2 separate regions of the Mus musculus genome follow, and region 2 is linked to region 1. A link is a contact called in ENCODE Hi-C or POLR2A ChIA-PET data. All regions are on one chromosome and are shown on one strand. Each heading gives the region's core, a stretch centred on a gene start or an enhancer-like site at or near the end of the contact. The rest is flanking DNA. Distances are from core to core; before and after follow the strand shown. Region 1 overlaps Basp1 (brain abundant, membrane attached signal protein 1). Region 2 holds the start of Basp1 (brain abundant, membrane attached signal protein 1).

Region 1 (5,159 bases), core at 1,682-4,181:
GTACTCTAGTATATTTCATAAATCCTCCCAGGTAAATCAACTGAAAGCAGGGGGTGTTTGTGTTTGTGGGTTTTTTTTGTTTTTTTTTTTATAATTGACCTTATTGAGACACAGTCTTTTACTTACAACTTGATTTTGTCTGTTCGATTTCTACCAAGAAAAGAATCACAGCTGGTCTTAAAACAAAGACTAGAACGGGGCTTTAATCCTGCTTCAGAAAAACAATTTTAGTAACTTAGATTTTAGGTTTGTAAACCAGCAGGACTTTTAAACCTCTGGGGATTGCTATATAGGATTTCATACCGTGGGTGTCAGAACCCAGCACTCCATTCTTCGTTCACAATGAGACTACATTTACTCTTTGCCTCATGGGCGTAATTTCTAGGTTGGTGTATGGGTTTCTGTTATAGAGTTGGGAGAAGAATCTAAAGGTAGACAGACTTATCAGGTTTTCTATTTCCCAAGTCAGCCCAATGCATCAACCATAACATGGGGCAGGAGCTCCAAGTTGTGTGTGACATCAGCCATGATGAAGTGTCTAAGAATTTGATGGAGGTGCTATACTATGTAACTCATTAGTCAGGTTTATGTTTTCATTTATTGCTTCGTGGTAAAAATGTTTTTAATTGTGGTTTCACCACCTATATTTGGTCTTACCAAAAATAGGAGCAGTTGTTTGAAGTGGGTTAGGATTCCAAGCCGTTTCTTCTTCCCTATTTTTAAGAAATATAAGAACGATCCTTGGATGACATAATAAAGACCTTTCTTGAAACTAGGAAGAGTATTTTAGTCATCTTTGTGTTTGTTTCTTTTTTCTGTCTCCTCCAACTCCTAATGGTAACCCAGACGGGAAATTAGCATAGAATGGTGAGAGGAATTTTGACTGAAGAATACTACTCTTTCCCACACCTGACTTTCAAACAGTGTGGGTTATTTCACTATGGTGAATCATAATTACAAGAAGTGGAGTGAAGAAAAAGCTCTCTCTCTCTCCTTTTTTTCCTGAATGGATTGGGAGGCGGGGTAGCTGGGTGAAGAGAGCTCAGGGCCCTGCCAAGAGGAAGCAGAACGTGGTGAGCTCACCAGGAGTTTCTACTCTGTCCTGTGGCCTTGCACGGTGCTTCTCTTCACGACTGCTCCTCCTGTGGGGAGCAACAGGGCCAGTGGGAGGTTAGCCTGGAAAAGTTTTGCCCTCTTGCATTAATAGAAAACAATTAAGTTTTCTGTAGGAAGCACCACGGCAGTGATTTCTCACCGGCACACAGACGCTATATAAACGTGCTTCCGGAAAGGATGGACGAGAGATTTGTGATGTATGATGAGCAGTTCCTCCAGAAAGTTATTTGTAAATTATCAGGGTTTTGTTGTTTTAAAAACAAAAACAAAAAGCAGCGAAGTTGTAGTTCTAAAATGGCTGTCCCTGCCATTTTGTGCTAAGGTGTTCAAGCCTCCTGGATGCTTGAAAGTAGATAGATAAGACCAATACCATGCCGCCTGTCCTCCCTATAGGCAGCTGGGTCATTGATCACCATTTCTTTGTCTCCCCCACCCCCCAACTTGCTGGCCTGCAGGCTTCGCGGCGGGGGCTTTACTTTGTTCTTTGTTACTTCTGATTATGGTAGAATGCCCGTGAAGTCCAGGCTGCTCCCCGCTGTGCCCGAGGTCCTCGACGCCCTCCTCGCCCTGCAGGCAGCCTCCCACCATCCACTTTGCCTACTTTGACCCTAACTCCCCTTCGTCTCCCCTGTGCTTCCTTGCAGAACTCCAAGATGGGAGGCAAGCTGAGCAAGAAGAAGAAGGGCTACAATGTGAACGACGAGAAGGCCAAGGACAAAGACAAGAAGGCCGAAGGCGCGGGCACCGAGGAGGAGGGGACCCCGAAGGAGAGCGAACCCCAGGCGGCCGCCGACGCCACCGAGGTCAAGGAGAGCACGGAGGAGAAGCCCAAGGACGCGGCGGACGGCGAGGCCAAGGCAGAGGAGAAGGAGGCCGACAAGGCAGCGGCGGCCAAGGAGGAGGCGCCCAAGGCCGAGCCCGAGAAGAGCGAGGGCGCCGCGGAGGAGCAGCCCGAGCCCGCGCCGGCGCCCGAGCAGGAGGCGGCCGCGCCCGGGCCCGCTGCGGGCGGCGAGGCCCCCAAGGCCGGCGAAGCGAGCGCCGAGAGCACGGGCGCGGCCGACGGCGCGGCCCCGGAGGAGGGCGAGGCCAAAAAGACTGAGGCTCCCGCCGCCGCCGGCCCCGAGGCGAAAAGCGACGCGGCCCCGGCGGCTTCAGACTCTAAACCTAGCAGCGCGGAGCCCGCGCCCTCGTCCAAGGAGACGCCCGCCGCCTCCGAGGCGCCCAGTTCCGCGGCCAAGGCCCCCGCGCCCGCCGCGCCCGCAGCCGCCGAGCCCCAGGCCGAGGCACCCGCCGCCGCCGCCAGCTCCGAGCAAAGCGTGGCCGTCAAAGAGTAACCGGGACAGCCAACCAGAACCGACGCCACTCGCAAACGACCTGTCTTCTCACGCTCTCTCTCTCTCTGTTTCTCACTCTGTCCTCTCTCTGTCTCTATCCTATACTAACTTGTTTCAAATTGGAAGTGAGGATATGTATTGCCCAAGGGATTAAATAAACAAAAGAAAAGAAAAGAGAAAAAAAATAAAGAGGATGTGTCCCATCAGGGGAGGGAGGGGGCGGGGAGAATCCAAATAGTATTTTTGTGGGGAAATATCTAATATACCTTCAGTCAACTTGACCAGTCAGTCCTGGATTTTCGAGATCATTGTCTGAAAGTACATCATCTGTACCCTGAACCGCTGTCCCCTAGGCTCCATCCTTAAAAACCCCAGCATCTCTCCCGCGATGCAGCTGGGGAGGGAGGCGTTTGATTCTGCCCACAGGACCAGTGCCAAGGCAATCAGATCTTTATGAAAGCAGTATTTTCTGTGTTTCCTTTTTAATTTACAGCCTTTTTCTTAATTTTTTTGGTATTTTTTTAAACGTTCGTGGATGAATGCCAACTTTCAGACGGAGCCCACTTAGCTTGTCCACATGTATCTCAATGCCAACCCTCCATTTTTCCTCTCCAGATATTTTTGGGAGTGACAAACATTCTCTCATCATACTTAGCCTACCTAGATTTCTCACGACGAGTAATGCATGTCCGTGGTTGGGTGCACCTGTAGTTCTGTTTATTGGTCAGTGGAAATGAAAATAAAAAAAAATAAAAAATAAAAAAAAAAGAAGTCTGCGTTCACTGCAGCGCCAGTTTTCTTCCATCTGTGTCTCAGACACCAACACACCACCCATTGGAAAAATGGAAAAAAAATAAATAAAAAAATAAAAAAAATGTACAATGGATGCATTGAAATTATATGTAATTGTATAAATGGTGCAACAGTAATAAAGTTAAACAATTAAAAAGTAGTAACTGGCTTTTGGCTTGATTTTCCCCTCCTTTTCGGTAATGTAGGTGTCTTTTCCTGAGTATAATTGAACTGAGGTAAGACATAGGATTCTCAAGTGTTCTTGACTAATATAGGTATAAACAAAACACCCCAAACAGTGGAATCCAAGACCACTATCCCCTAAGATGAACAGGAAAAACCGTCTAAGGATTCACACCCAACCATGGTGTGGGTGTGGTTATTAATGCTTTAAGAGAGTGAATATTGTGAATGAAATATTAAATGACAACCAAGAGCTGTGTCTTGAAGGCTGGGAAGAATATTATAATCTTTGAGAAACATCCTATGTGTATAAATTGTGAAGCGGTGGGCCAGCATCTAGGCCTGCCCTGCCTGCAGGTCAATTGGTACCAGAGGTAGGCGAGGGACCCGAACGCCGTGATGGGTTAATAGCCAGGAGAAAGCTGCTTCCACCTTACCCAGACCTCACTTGCTTTGGCTTCAAGGGAGCATAAACTTGTGATCTGTAAGACAAGATCCCCCTTGATAGCTGAAATATGTAGAAGTTTGTGCACGTGCCAGCTAGCAATGTATACCACAGGCAGATGTGCTAAGCCGTCACCCTTTGATGACCCCATTACTGGAATAGTGACCGTCTGTGTGCTCAGGGTCCCCCTGTGCCACACATGGGGAAAGAGGCTGGAGAAAGGTGGCTTTTGTACAGACTCGGCATGCACATCAGTTCTTGAGGGTAAGAAAGGAGGTGATTGTCTCTCGAGTCTCTCAGAGAGTTGCTTGGGTGTTTTCCAATCCGATACTGGAAACCACAAAAAAAAAAAAAAAGAAAAAAAGAAAGAAAGAAAGAAAGAAAGAAAGAAAGAAAGAAAGAAAGAAAGAAAGAAAGGAAAGAAAGAAAGAAAGAGACCTAGCCATGGCAAAGATTTCTCAGACCTGAATCGGAGAGAAATGCCCAGAAAAATACATGACAGGTTCATCTTTTAGAGTGTCAGTTTCCGGTAGAATTTGTGAAGGCTGTGAAATGCGCATGTGCACATGGTCCTGTGGGTCCGAGTCAGCCTGATTCTATTCCTGTGTGCTGCATACAGAGGAGAGAGAACCCCTCTAGATGTTTTCTGAGTATCTGGAATCAGTACCACACCTGGAGAAGCAGAAATGGTGGAGTTGGACTAGCTTAATGGACTTTCTGAGTTCAGGCCGTGCTACGATCACGTCTAGCCCTTGGACCTCTTGCTTTTACAGTGAAATGATTTTGAACTCTTACTGCATGACAGCACAGCACACATGAATATGTAAAAGCATTAGCCACCAGCCAACTATATTAGGTAAGAAAAACAGCAGGGAATATCCAGAGCAAGTGCAGTTGCCCTCAAATATATAAAATCATGTGGGGGCGGGGTTGTGTATTACGGAGGCAACAGACTCAACAAACTGGAAGATGTGTATAAGATTACAAATTATCTTTAAAATGAAAAATACTTATTTTTGCAAAATGAATTAAATTTATCAACTACTGTGGAGTAGTTACGAATATTAAATGTCATTCATTTATTGCTGTGAAACATGCTTTGGTGGAAGTAATATTTAACAGACTGACTTTCTCCACCTACCATCTTAATTAAAGTGTTCACAGAATTTGGGGTGAGAAGAGCCAACAGGGGTTCCTCAGGATAACATTTACCATCCAGAGTCACTGCATGGGATACGTGAAGTAAGGTGACACACTTCAGCTTATGCGCTGAAGGGTGTGGCATCATT
Region 2 (5,159 bases), core at 1,613-4,112, 50 kb before region 1:
CTTAACCCTTTACGTGCTGACACTCATGAGCCTGTAACATTCACACCAGACAGTGCAGGGATTTTCCAAAACTCTAAGCTTCATCACTGATTGCCTGCATGTGTATTTTAAAGACGTTTTGAAGAGAACGTGAGAGGCCTTGCCAGAGATGACCCTCCCCCTTTTACTGCTGCTCCCCCTCATGTCTCTGTTGAATCTCCTCCATGTATGAGTGCAGGCACACACACACACACACACACACACACACACACACACACACACACACACACACACGTGACCCTGTGGATTGAAGTCAGGGCCTCCAGCATCACAGATAAGTGCTCCATATCTGAGCTGCACCCTTGTCCTGAGCCCCCCCCTTTTTTCATTTATAATCTTTTATTAAGAAGGGGGCAAACAAATCTGACAGAGACCACAACAAAGAGAGAGATTTGCAATTCCGGTCATCCATATAAGCTTTGGCCTCCTGTTTCCATGGTAACCAGTGATCTGTATTCCAGGCACACCTTTGGAAGGCTTGTTTTTCCTCTCTCCATCCTAAAAACTTAGCCAGCAGCACTGAAGCGATTGAACAATAATTGTTATCTTATCTGTTATTTTTTTTTAAAATTAAATATGAGGATACACAATGGAAGACAATACCTATAGGCTTATTTTGAAAATACCGTGGAAATTTCCATTAATTTTAAGATGATCACCGGGATAAAAAAAATATCCAAATCCTAAATGAATGACGCACACTGTGTAACCATCCCCCCCCAACCCATACACTCCTTAGCTCCTTTAGCAAACAGTAAATACCATACATTATACACATTCATCTAGTTAACAGAATATACCAGTGCTTTAGGGAGCTTAAAACTAACTCACCAGCTTTCAACCAGTTTTTTTCCCCCCAGAGGATATTTGGTCATACCTGGAAACATTTTTGGTTGCTATAATTGGTGCTGTTGTCGGAACCATAGCACACCAAATAGCTTTATAGGTGGTATACTGACATAAGAGAAAGAAATCCTCAAATCATAGCTAAATTGTGATTTGATTTCCTGTTCTTGAACTGTTTGATTGTTTAATTAGTTTAAGCAGTGGGAAGATGGGAGGGTGAGAGAAGGTTGAAAGAAATATTAGCCAACCAACCAATTAGTATATCTATTTATCTAGAGAGAAAGAGAGAGGGAGAATAGAGGGGTAGGGATGGGGAGAAGAGGGAGAAAGAAGAGGAAGAGGAAGAGGGAGATAGAGAGGAAGAGGAAGAGAAGAAAAAAACAAGAAGAAGAGGAGACGGAGGAGGAGGAGAAAGAAAGAAGAAAAGGAGGGGGAGGAAGTGGCAGCCACCACAAATATTTTCACCCCCCCCCCCAATCACTTTTTGGTTTAAGATGTGGCACTTCCTTTGCCAATCTTATTAAAGTTCTGTTATTTATTTTTCTATTAAAAAAGTGACCCCCCCCAATCTGCGATTTTGACAGCACTTACCTTTGGCATTCGTCTCCCTAAATGTAGTTGTGTTTCGTTATTCCGGACGTGGAGGGCAAGCTCATCCCAAATCTGTGCTTCACTCATGAGGGGAGATCCAACCAAGAAGGCAACATACATTTCCATTCCCCCCCCCCTCCGCTATTCTTTCAGGACGAAGCAGAACAAGCAAGCCACCCTGATAAAGCCAGAGGGCGCCAAAGTGCCGCGAACGGAACTTCCAGGGCTCAATGGGTTTGCGGGATGGTAAAATTGGCTTTTGTCTGAAGAAAGAGCTGTGGTTCTAGAAGATGTCACCATGTGTTAGTTTCCAAATTTAAATTTTTATTTTGCATTTTATTTTTGCCAACAGGTAAGCATAGCGAGCATATCTCCTAACCGTGGTGGCTATTGTGTGTCGCGGTGCTACCCAAAGTGCTCGTCGACCAGGACACGAGGACTTGGCGCGGATGGCCACAGCCTGGCTGGGCGCGCTTCTGAGTAGCATCTTAAGCAGCCGAGAGCTGGTGACTTCCATGAAAGCACAGGCACAAAAAGTCGAAGCCCCTTTTCCTAGGGTGCATTTCTTCCTTTCTTTCTCTCCGAAGTCGGGAGAACGTACCCTGAGGCGGTGCCGCCCACCCTTCCAACCCAGACCTGAGCTCTGGGCGGTGGCGCCTTGCAAAGCTGGAGCCTCCTGGTCGGGCCCCGAGGGCGAGCATATGCCGGAGGCGTCCCAGATGCTTGCCTTGGGGGACACCCTAAAACCAGCGGATATCTGTCTTGATGGTTTCAAGGGAGGCATCGCATCTTCCCCAGGCTCACTGCCTACGTGATAGCAGAATCTAAGCCCGTCGTCTGGAGCGGGGCTGGATTGGGGTGCAGAGAAAGCTGGTTGCGGCGGGGGCGTAGTTCATCAGCCCCTTAAGTCTGAGCGAGAGCCTGAGCTACTTATTCAATGCTTTCAAATAAAATGTGTGCGAGACAGAGAGAGGAGAGAAATCCACAGACAGTCCCGCCGGGGGTGGGGGTGGGGGTGGGGTGGGGGGGGAATGGAGGGGCGTGTAAGGAGGGAATAGGAGGAGGGGGGCTGACAGAGACTGTTGGGGAGGCGGGTAAGGGATCTGGATGTGGAGAGCAGTGGGTGGGGGTGACTGTGCGGGTGTGGTGACGGGGGGGGGGCGCTGGATCACGGGGCGTCTCGGGGCGCAGTGGCTGCTGGTGGAGAGAAGTTGGGGGACCCCCTCCTGGGTGGCGGGGCGCGAAAGGAGCGGGAGGGGTGCGGGCCGCGGGCTGGGAGAGGAGGGGCGGGCGCGAGGCGGGCGGGGTCGGCGAGCGGAGGAGCTGGGCGGGCGGACGCGCGGGGGGGAGGGCGCTGGGCAGGAAGGGGAGGGGGAGCGATCGAGAAATGCAGAGGCTGCAGCGGCGGCGGCAGTAGCGGCAGCGGCGACGGCGGTGGCGGCAGCGCTCCAACTCGCTCCACGCTCCGGGCTCCGCCGTCGAGCCGGGAGAGAGAGAGCCTTTGCTGAGCGACCAGCCACCCGGCCGGACGACACCAGCCACCCGGGCCCCTTGGAGGCACCGCGCTCACCCAGGGCCGCCACAGGCACCCAAAGCCGGTAAGGAGGCGCGCCGTGGGTCCCTAAGGCCACCGCGGACTCCGGGCCACCGGTTCCCCAGGGCCCCGCCCCACCCCGAAGCCTAGGGTTCTCCAACGGTGCAGCCGGGGTGCGGCCGGGTGTAGACACAGTGGGCATGGGATTCCTCTATGTGGGTTCTGTCGCATTTGGAAATCCAAGGTGATGCTCTCCCCCAGGTGGACAGCTTCGGCCTTTCGTAGGGTGGGGGACTTGGAGGGGGTGGCGGCGAGGCGGACGAACCGAGTTCGGGAGGGAGGGGGTGGAGGGTGGGGAGCCGCTGGTGACAGCACCGAGACCACTGGCCACGGTTCTGTGGGCTGAACCCAGCCTTCTGTCAGCGGAACCCGCACAGCCACGGAGAAGGCGCTCGGTGTGAGGGGCGCAGTAACAGAAGATGGAGGATGGGGGTGGGGTGGGGTGGGGAGGGAGAAAGAAGACGCGGAATCTGGTCAGATCGGAAGGGGCGGGGGTGGCTTGGCCCTCGGGACTCCTGGATCTTGGTTTAGGGTAACCGAGGAACACGAGGTTCGGAAGGCGGTGTGCACGTCCGGGGCAGATTAAAGCCCCCAGCCTGGTCTGCGGCTGAGCTGTCTTCCCACTAACCTGTGGACGTCGCCAGCATTTTATTTTATTTTTTGAGCCTTGCGCTCAGAGAGCGGGCCGCGCGCCTCCACCGCCGCCCCAGCCTGGGGGAAGGAGGGGTGGCGTGTGGGCTTGAACCTGACAGCCCGCGGCCCGAGCGGGCTCAACCCTTCTGCAAGCCAAGATTTCTGTAGATTTTTTCCCCCGTAGCTCAAACGCTACAACCCAACGTCTGGTTCCCGCTTCCCCACACCATTAAAAGAAAAAAAAAAAAAAAAACCAGAATCCCTGGATCGGATGGCACACAATGCGTGGCTGGGGACCGCATTCTTTTCATGAATATTCATCGAACGCTTGGCCCTGTTCCTAATCTGCTTCCCCCCGAGACGTTTCCGCCTTGGAGCGAACTCGGTGGACGGCCTCTGCCCCAGTGATTTTCACGCTGTTCAAAGGAGCACAGCGCACATGGGTGCGATTTCAGGATTTTGCACGGGAGCTGACACACCTCTGTCTTGGCCGAGACCACTGGCCACTTACGTGGCGGGCTAGAATAAAACACGAGTATCAAGGGGACTGCTGCTGGGGTGTGGATTAACCCCTACCCCTGGGAATATACCAAGGGCTCACAGACCTCCGGTACTGCAGGCAAAATGAATGAATCGGGACTGTAATTACCTATTCCTTTGTCTTGGCCTCGCGCATGCGCCGGAGAGCAGGGTGTGGAGGGCCAGGCAGCCCCATCTGATCTCCCCATCATCCATCCACCCACTCCCCTCCGGAGCCCAGGAACAAAGGCGTTTGCCCTAAATGTTTCACAAAACCTTTGGACACAAATGCCACCCCCCCCCCCCCTCCGCGCGGCTCGGTCGCGGTCTTGTTTCCCCTCCCACCTCAAGGTTTCACATCTTACCCATTTTTTTTTTCTTTTTTTACAGATTTCAATCATAAAAAAAAAAAAAAATAAGGGAGGGGGAATTGTGGATTTAATACATTTATTTTTAAACACACAGTGCTATTTTCCTTTCTAGAACTGTCCATTGTTCTTTCTGTTCAAATGTAACGCACTGCAGGGATGGTGGTTTTCTTAGTTTGCACCAATTAGCTGTTTGCCTGACAGATCTTTATTGCGGGGCATTTGACCAAATAACATTAGTCTCAGACCAGCGATGGTGTTGCCCCTGGTGATACCACCTGGGACAGATTAAGACATCTTGGCATTTGAACGAACAAGATGGCCTACGGAAGCCAGCATGAGAAAATGGTTACCTTTTCAGAGGGCTAAGCCTCTCTGAATTCTCTTGATTCCTACTTTATTGTTTCATTAAGGATTCCAAAGGGCAAGCCCCTCTGAGATGGGGGGAGGAAGAAGGCGCTGGCATTGCTGGGAAGAAGATGGCGAAGCACCAAGTTCATAATCCCCCCTCCCCCCATTCAACGGGAGCCATGATAGCCCTTTGAGGGCAGATTTTCTTTCAAATGATG

The links. Hi-C counts contacts between places; a loop is a spot of excess contacts on that map. ChIA-PET counts read pairs that join two places held with the same protein, here RNA polymerase II (POLR2A).
Region 2: a loop to region 1 is called in a map of left cerebral cortex, with 6 times the contacts of the local background. The contact joins the promoter of Basp1 here to the enhancer-like site in region 1. A Hi-C loop is called at or near these places in 8 of 37 maps with a recorded cell type or tissue (T-helper 17 cell, left cerebral cortex and regulatory T cell). POLR2A ChIA-PET finds 5 or more read pairs at or near these places in 2 of 5 experiments (Patski and embryonic stem cell).

What each region holds. Positions count from the first base shown.
Region 1 is chr15:25,361,520-25,366,678 of GRCm38, reverse strand. Basp1 (brain abundant, membrane attached signal protein 1) reads left to right here. Exons shown (of 2, transcript NM_027395.2): 2 at 1,761-3,402. The coding sequence starts at 1,770. The coding sequence ends at 2,450. Among named protein-coding and RNA genes, the nearest start is that of Gm36555, 32 kb to the right of the region's middle. Within about 2 kb of position 2,931, at least 1 of the 3 ENCODE cell types and tissues checked has a DNase peak (open chromatin) inside an H3K27ac peak, as active enhancers do; it is left cerebral cortex, where a contact is called at or near this core.
Region 2 is chr15:25,411,467-25,416,625 of GRCm38, reverse strand. It overlaps Basp1 (brain abundant, membrane attached signal protein 1), which reads left to right and starts at 2,862. Exons shown (of 2, transcript NM_027395.2): 1 at 2,862-3,074. Gm48957 (predicted gene, 48957) reads right to left here and starts at 2,436. Exons shown (of 4, transcript NR_168943.1): 1 at 1,477-2,436.